Regions from separate parts of the Homo sapiens genome. Here region 2 is linked to region 1. Evidence: read pairs that join two places in POLR2A ChIA-PET (ENCODE). Cell type or tissue: PC-3. All regions are shown on one strand. Region 1 overlaps ARRB1 (arrestin beta 1). Region 2 overlaps UVRAG (UV radiation resistance associated).

Region 1 (4,000 bases):
CGGGAAGGCAGAAGAGAAGGTGCCCAGGAACCATCTGAGATGATACCTATTCTAATCCCAGGGCTCATGTGGGAGACAAGGCCCCAACTTCAGGAGCCCCCAGTGTGATGGGGGAAGAAAGGAAGAAAGAGTTCAGTCCAGTTCGACAAGCCTCCCTGCAAGGCTGAGGGAAGGGTGTGGCCGCACAAGGACCAAGTGAGTTGGTTGTGGGCTACAGGCCCAGGGCCAGCATGAAAGGGACCTCCTGCCTCATCCAGGCCCATACACGGGCTGTTGAACCACTGAATGGTTCAGACATTGCATCCTGCCTCCCGCTGACTCGACATCAGTCACAGTGCTTCCAGTGCTGAAGGCCCTTTAGACCAGCAGATCCCTCTCCAGGTGCAGGGAGGCAGAAGCTCAACTGTGGCCTCAGCCAGGTGCCGCCCAGCCCCAGGCAGAGGAAAAGCTGTTCAGTTCCTGCGGTGACCTTAGTCACACACAATTCTGGGGACCTGTCTTGTCCAACTCCCAGGGGCTTCATCTGGCACCAGGTCTCCTGGGAAGGAACAAGCAGTTCTTCTGAAGTGGGGCTAAAGATGGGGCCAGTCCCAGGAAGGAGGAGGCGCGTCTCCCGAGAGATGACCCTGCCAGGGCCCCTTAGGGAAGGCGGGAGGGGGCTGGGACAACAGAGTCCTTTGTTACCCTCTCAAAAGCAGCCACCCTGTCCTGCCAACCCCCTCTGTTCTCCAACCCCCTACTAGGACTCAAGCCACCCCTGGGACAGGAACCATCCTGTCCACATAGGAGGGAAGAACACAGGGTGCCCAGGGACCATCTGAGACGATACCTGTTCTAATCCCAGGGCTCACATGGGAGACAAGGCCCCAACCTCAGGAGCCCCCGGTGTGATGGAGGAGACATCCTTCCTTCAGAAGCCTCCAGTCTGAGGAGGGAGACATGGCTCCCACCTGCAAAAGCCAATCAGATGAGGGAGCCCCAGGCCTCCCGCTCAGGCGCCCCATGCTAATAGGAGTGGTATAACCCTGTCCCTCAGGACTTCCCAGTCTGATGGAGGAGTCAGGACCCCACCCCTCTCTTTTGAGAACTTGCCTAATGTGGGAAATATCGCTTTCAGTCTTACGATTCACTAATGGGAAAGGCCTAATTTCAGCACTTAGGGAGTCCCTGGACCGATAGCAGAGGCAAGAAGGGAAAAAAATTTTCAGTCCAGTTCAGCAAACCTCTGCCAGGCATCTCCTGGGGAAGCAGACCCAGCGTGGGTAAGGAAGCATCAACTGAGAAACAGAAATAGCCCTGAACCACAAGCTGCTTACCAAATGGGGAGCTCACTCAGCCTGAGGTATGAATGAATAAGAAAGTACCTTGAAACCACCCCCTCCAGCATCCAAGACCTGCTGGCCAAGGCTGTCCCTTCCTCCACAGCCTCACCCCTCACACTCCCACACCTGCAGCCAGTATCTGCACCTTGGCCTAGGCTCTTTCTTCTGTCTAGAACACCTTACTCCTGCCTAAGTCTTTCTCATACTCCAGCACCCAGCTCCGGGGTCACCTCTTCAAAGAAGCCTTCCTCCAAGTCCCCCACCTGAGTCAGAAGCCCCTCCTTTCTGGAGCCAGCACATTACATGTCTTCCCCAGGACCAGCTCACACTTCACAACCCCTCAGCCTGAGCCTGAAAGGAGAGCACAGGGCAGTGGTCTTCTGCCTCTGGACATAAGGCAGAGGGAGGGGGTGGATGAGATAAAACCCCTAGGTTCCCATACCCAGTCTTCACTGCCTGCCGCCATACTGCTTGCTCCCAGCCCAGGGCCTCACGCCCTTCCTCCAAGAGGCTCAAGCCTTGCTCCAGGCATGTAGAAAAGCAGGGTCCCCTCCCACTCCTCTCTGCCCGCTGTAGCCTAGTTTTGCCCTCACCACTCCACCAAAACCCATGCCACCAGCTAATGCCTTCTGGCTGAATCTGAGGGGTCTCGCTCCAGCTCATCCTCTGTGGGTCTGTCCCTGCTTCTTTGGCTCCAAGAATATGGCCTTCCGTCAGTTTCCTCCCTCTTCTCTCCATACCCAGGCACTGGTGCTCTCCAAGGCCCTGGCTGTCCCTAATCATCCTCTCTTCATACTCTATACCTCCTCCCTATGCGATGTCATTCATCCACATTTCCAAAGCCCTGCCTCGCACCTTGATTCTTACCCCAGGATCCAGACCCTTCTATGCAGAAGCCCCACTACGTCCAGCCTATAACAGACTGCCCTGGCTCCCTCACCAAGCTGCTCCCAGCCATGCAGGCCTCAGCCAGATGGTAGGCGCGGGCACTCTGGCAGTAGCGGAGCATGGCTGTGTAGAGGCCAGGACCTCACTTGGGGTGTGCTGACTCCCAGCCTGCTGTTCTACTGCCACCAACCCAAAGTGTCAGAAGCCCTGGAAGTGGCAAGCCCACAACTCAGGACCTCTGGACCCATGCCAACGGGAGGCGTCAGCCTCAGGCAAGGAGGCCCAAACTTGGAAGGAAGAGAGCAGTGGAGAAGTCTGAAGCCCAGAGGCCGGCCTGGAATCAGGGATCAGAGACAGTGGGCCAGACTTGATGCTACCACTCCCAGCGGCCCCATGAGCAGCCCTGGCCAAAGCCACAGGACTTCCCCATGTTCCAGCCAAGATGGGTCACACAGGGCTTAACCACCAAGAGAAATGACAGCCAAAGTTCACAGAGAGCTGGTGATTACATGTCCTCATCACCCTCCTTTCTCTGAAAAAAGAGGAGTTCATCTGCAGGAAAGGAAATTCCATTCCCTACCACTGCCTCTCAGGAAGTCCCTCCTGTTGTCTAAATCTGATCCTTCATGTTGTCTGTTGAGTAAGTGGAAACGGCAAGGCCCAGAAAGGACGCACAACTTGAGGCTGGGAGCTGCTGGGGAGGCCAACTGTGAGCCAGACAAGGCCCCCTCTCTTGGGCAAAAGCGTCGAGTAGCAGAGAGGGCTTTGTGGGTCAATAGGCCTGGGTTCTTATGCTTGCTGGCTGAATGGCAGTGAACAAATACTTAATCTCTTCTAGTCTGTTTCCTCATCTGCAAAATGGGGACAACAATGACTACACTACTAGATTACAGTTGAATTCATTGAGATTATGCGTGTAATTCTAACACACACCAGATACCTGGCAAAGGTCCAATCGACCAGCAAGGTTGATGGACTCCACCTCCTATTCACATTCATATTTCTCAACTCTATCCTCTCTGCAGCCTAAGTTCAGAGCTCACAGCCTTAGTTCTCAGGTTTCTCCCCAGCCTCCTCACTGGTCTTCCTGCTTCTAGGCCTGCTCTTCCCATCCACCCTACTTGGCGCTGCCAAAGACATCTCTCTGAAATGAAAACATCTGCTTCCAGCCCTCTGCTGCCTCACACTCTTCTCTGAATCACCATCCACTTCAGGAGAAAATGCTCTCTCCTTAGCCTGACATTCCCAGACTGCTGGTGACCGGTCTGTGTTTACCTCTTAAGGCTCACTATCATCCCCAGCCCAGGCCCCAGGCTGCACGCCTTGCTTCCTGCCTCCAAGCCACTGCACATTCTGCACCCTTGGCCAGAAATATCATTCCCAATCCCGCCCCCTTGGCCTATTCATCCTTCCAGATGAAGCTCAGTAGTTCCAACGCCACCTCCTTTCCAGGAGAGCTTCCTGTACCATGCTCCCTGCCTGGGCCTGGGTTGGGGACTTCTCCTTAAGCCTCCCACAACACATGTCATCCTGCGTTATGACCACCTGCTCTGCTCTAAATCCCTGGAGGACAGAGTAGACTCCTTCCTTGCTGAATCCCCAGGCCCTGGGCACTCAGAAGGCACTCATCAACATTTGTTGAATGAATATATGATTGTTCCCAGAGCACCTTGCAGCAACCATCATACTCCTGCCCTGTGATTAGTCCTGTCCAGGTATTTTTTTTTTTTATTTTTTCAGACAGGGTCTCACTCTCTCATCCAGGCTGGAGTGCAGTGGCATGATCATGG
Region 2 (4,000 bases), 580 kb after region 1:
TGCAATGGCTCGATCTTGACTCACTGCAACCTCCGCCTCAAAAAGGAAAATATTTTAAATAATTCTTTTTATTCACTTAATGCTTTTGTTAGGATTGGTTGCTGAATTTTTTGAAATGCCTTTCCACATTTATTAATATTATATATTTTCTTCCTTTATAATTGTAATAAGGTATGTGGATTTCCCAGTGTTGTATTACTGACTAGTTATAGGTTATTCTTTTGATCATTACTTATAAGCAAGATTAGTTTTTAGCAGTTGTGTTGTTGTTATGGGGGGAGGTATAAATTACCGTCTCTCCCAAAATCATAAAATTGAGTTGTGAATGAATTGTGAAGCTTTCCATCTTATTCTATGATCCTAATCTGTAAAATGATGATGATAATAGCATTTGTCTCTGGATCGCTGGGAAGATGAAAGGTATTAATGTGAACTGCTTAGTACAGTGCCTGAATTGTATGTGTCAGCTATCATTATCATCATTACCATCTGAAACAGATTAAATAATTTTGAAAGTTTTTAGTTCTTTGAAGGTTAGGACTTAGCTAGTAAATCATCCAGTTCAGGTGCATTTTATAAGGGTAAATCTTCTTTCAATCCCTTTAGTACTCATCGCTCTGTCCATTTTTTCCTGCTTCTCCTTGGTTTATTTTGGAATTTGTTTTTTGGTAGGAAACCACCTATTTCCTCTAGATTTCCAACATTATTGCTGAAATAATGCACATAGTTTTATTTTATAATTCTTTTAATAATTTCAATAATTTACAGCACATTTTCTAATTAAGACCAGAAACTACTCTAATGTTGTAGTTAGAAATGTTGTTACATTATGACCTCTTCTTGGACAGGATGCTCTCTGATGTTGAAATTGTAATAACTTTTTTCATGTAAACTAAAACAAAATATTTCAGATACTTTTGCCTTAAAGTGTTTCTCAGAATGAGAATGGAGAATGTGGACTATATACGTTCAGGGAATTTATATCTCAGTTTACAATGTTGTTCCTAGCATATAGCACCAAGCTGGCTCAGAGCGAATGCTCAGCAAATATTTGTTAAATGAATGAATGAAGAAATGGGTGAAATATAATCCTGTTGGATAATAACTGAACCAGGTAGATTTTTTGAGGAATTTTTTAAATGGTAGATTTTTAATTACCTTTCCAAAGATGATTAGTACTAACCTTGGATATGTTTTGCCACAGTTATAGTATATTTTATATATAAAATAATTTAATATTTCATTTTGGATACAGTGCATGCTAATGAAAAATTCATGTTGAAAGCATTGTGTTTTTTTTTGTTTTTGTTTTTTTTTGTGACGGAGTCTCGCTCTGTCACCCAGGCTAGAGTGCAGTGGCATGATCTTGGCTCACTGCAAGCTCTGTCTCCCAGGTTCATGCCATTCTCCTGCCTCAGCCTCCCAAGTAGCTGGGACTTACAGGCGCCCACCACCATGCCCAGCTATTTTTTTTTGTATTTTTAGTAGAGAAGGGGTTTCACCGTGTTAGCCAGGATGGTCTTGATCTCCTGACCTCGTGATCCACCCGCCTCGGCCTCCCAAAGTGCTGGGATTACAGGCGGGAGCCACCGTGCCTGGCCTGAAAGCATTGTTTTTAAATTAACTGCAGTTTACTAAATGAGTAAACCAGTAGTCAGGACTTACTGATAGATCTCATAGTCTTTAACTAGGACCTCTTATAGGCAATTATGCTACTAAGTTCATTTTCTCTAGTTTACTGAATGTTTAATAGAGAATGGAAATGTAATGGGTAAGTTAAATGAGCCCTTCCCAAAACATGTTCAGAACTTTTGGCTTAGAGCAAAAGTCAGCTTTCAAATGTTGAAAAGGTGAATGAAGAATAAAATAGGAAGAATAAAATCAGCGTAAAGAAGTAAAGCATTCTTTGAGGGCAGTTAAGTATATGTAGTCTTCTGCCCAAGAGATGTTCTCTGTCTCTGCCCCTGTCCTTTAATTTTGGCTTGAATTCACAGAGTTACTGGACTAAGACTGCTTTGTTTGAGATGTCACTGCGAATTAAGGCTTCACTGTCACATCTCTCATAGCTGCCTTGTAACTTCTACATTCCCGCTGGTGCCAGGCATGTTCCAAGGCAGCATTCCAAGGTTTAGTGATTTCACCCTGATGTCTCTGCCAATAAAAATAACCAGTTACCATTAAAACCTACCCCACCCATAACTTGATTTTTACATGCCGTTTTATTAAGAAAACTTATTGATGATTTTAGGAGAATTAATACATTAAGTTTATCAGGATATCAACTGGCCCTTGGAGTAACTTTTGTTCTAAAAGTGGATGTTTCACCTTGGAAGAGAATCTGAGACTCAGCATGTTTATCTATTGAGAGTGGACTTTGTAATAACCTTATTCCTACAGTTGATTCTTTATGACTGGAAATACTCTGTTAAAATGAGAAGCCAGATTATTACCTTAGGGATTTATATTCTAGTAGGACAGATAACAGATACAGCAAACAAAGGGTCTTTCATTCGTTGAGAAACTAATAATAATTTCTAAATATGTTGTGTTCTAAGAATGAGTCAGAATCCGTTCCTTTTCTACAAAGGGCCTACACAGGGGGTGGAGAAGGAAAATAAGATTTGAATATTAAAAATTTTCACTTAAATACATTAATGCTATTAAGTAAAATAGCATTTCAGTTAAATGCTAAAAGTTAGCATACATCTTTTTATTGTGTTCACAATAGCCACACTACTATTGCAATTCCAATACTATTACAAGCTCAGACTGAAGCTTGCAAAAGTTGAGTAGTGTGGTTCCCAGGTGTTCAGCTAGTAAGTCATGCAGAGTCTGAGTTTAGTGGTAAAGGCCTTTCCATTATATTTCTCCATCTCATGTGGAGGAATTCCCCGTGACATTCTTTTCTCTTGTTGAGACTTCCTTATAGCACCCTTAGTCTTCCCAGTAAAAGTTTTTTTTTTTTGATGATACACCAACATAAAATGAGCCAGGAATTACTTAGAGTCTTGTGGCACCCACACAATGGAGACTTTCCTAATAGGCTTTCCTGGAGCCCTCCAGAGTGTGCTTAATATACTCCTCACCTTGTGCCTCCCCGTGGAGGAGGTCTTAATGGTTTACTATTGAGGAGTGTCTCTGACTCTATGACCACATAGGTCTTTTTACTTCTTTTCTCCCAATATGTCAAGTGTGAAGTGATTGGACCCAATGATTCTTTCTTAGTTGGCATCCCTGACTGTTCTTAGGCTTCTGTTCCTTAAATTCAGACTCTGCAAGAAGTAAACTAATGTCATAGAGGAAAATGACTTTTCCACAGTAGCACTGATTTTTCTGTTCCCGAGATTCTTTGATTCTAATGACAGAGTTAAATTTGAACATGGGAGGAAAACTGACTTTAAACAGTTTATGGGGAGAACATCTGGAGATTTAAACTCATGAAAAATTCAGTGTAAGCCAAGAAATTGACTCAGCAGCATTAAAAAAGGAGCTAAGATGATCTTATATTGCATTAATTAAAATATATTGTCCAGATCAAGAGAAGTAATAGTCTTCCTGGACTTTGTGTTCATTAGATCATATTTGGAGTATTCTGTTTAATTTGGGTCCCAGTTTACTTTGATGGGAAAGAGCCGGGGAGATGGCCAGGAAGATAAATGATTTTAAAGCAGTCATGTAAAGACTAGTTGGGAATAGAGGATATTTAGAGAATATAAATATCCTAGAGAAGAGAGGACTTTGGGGATATAGTTGCCGTCTTTAAACAGTTATGTAGTTAATTTGGCAAACAATTTTAGGGTAATAAGAGTAAAAGACACATTTATTGGATATGTACTATCTGCCAGTTAAGTTTTTCACATGCTTTATCTCATTTAATCCTTAAAGCAAGTGTATGGATTGCTGCTAGTCATTGTTACCGCTGTTTTACTCATGAGATCCAGAAAGGGGAATTGATTTGCCTAAGGTTGCATTATGGCAAAGGCATTTTTTTTTTTTTTTT

What was found. Peaks named below come from ENCODE experiments on the same cell type or tissue, not always from the same donor. Only the 100,000 strongest peaks of a DNase experiment are listed, where the experiment ranks them.
Region 2: POLR2A ChIA-PET joins it to region 1 with 15 read pairs; 1 of 35 experiments calls an interaction of 5 or more read pairs at or near these places.

What each region holds. Positions count from the first base shown.
Region 1 is chr11:75,344,669-75,348,668 of GRCh38, forward strand. All of the region lies in intron 1 of ARRB1 (arrestin beta 1), which reads right to left. Among named protein-coding and RNA genes, the nearest start is that of ARRB1, 5.0 kb to the right of the region's middle. RefSeq lists a silencer at 1,267-1,316 and enhancers at 1,851-2,364, 2,365-2,878. In PC-3, no CTCF peak of the experiment used is centred here; a DNase peak (open chromatin) is centred at 313.
Region 2 is chr11:75,923,087-75,927,086 of GRCh38, forward strand. The region is part of intron 6 of UVRAG (UV radiation resistance associated); the gene reads left to right. Among named protein-coding and RNA genes, the nearest start is that of UVRAG, 110 kb to the left of the region's middle. In PC-3, no CTCF peak of the experiment used is centred here; no DNase peak of the experiment used is centred here; H3K27ac peaks cover 1,724 bases.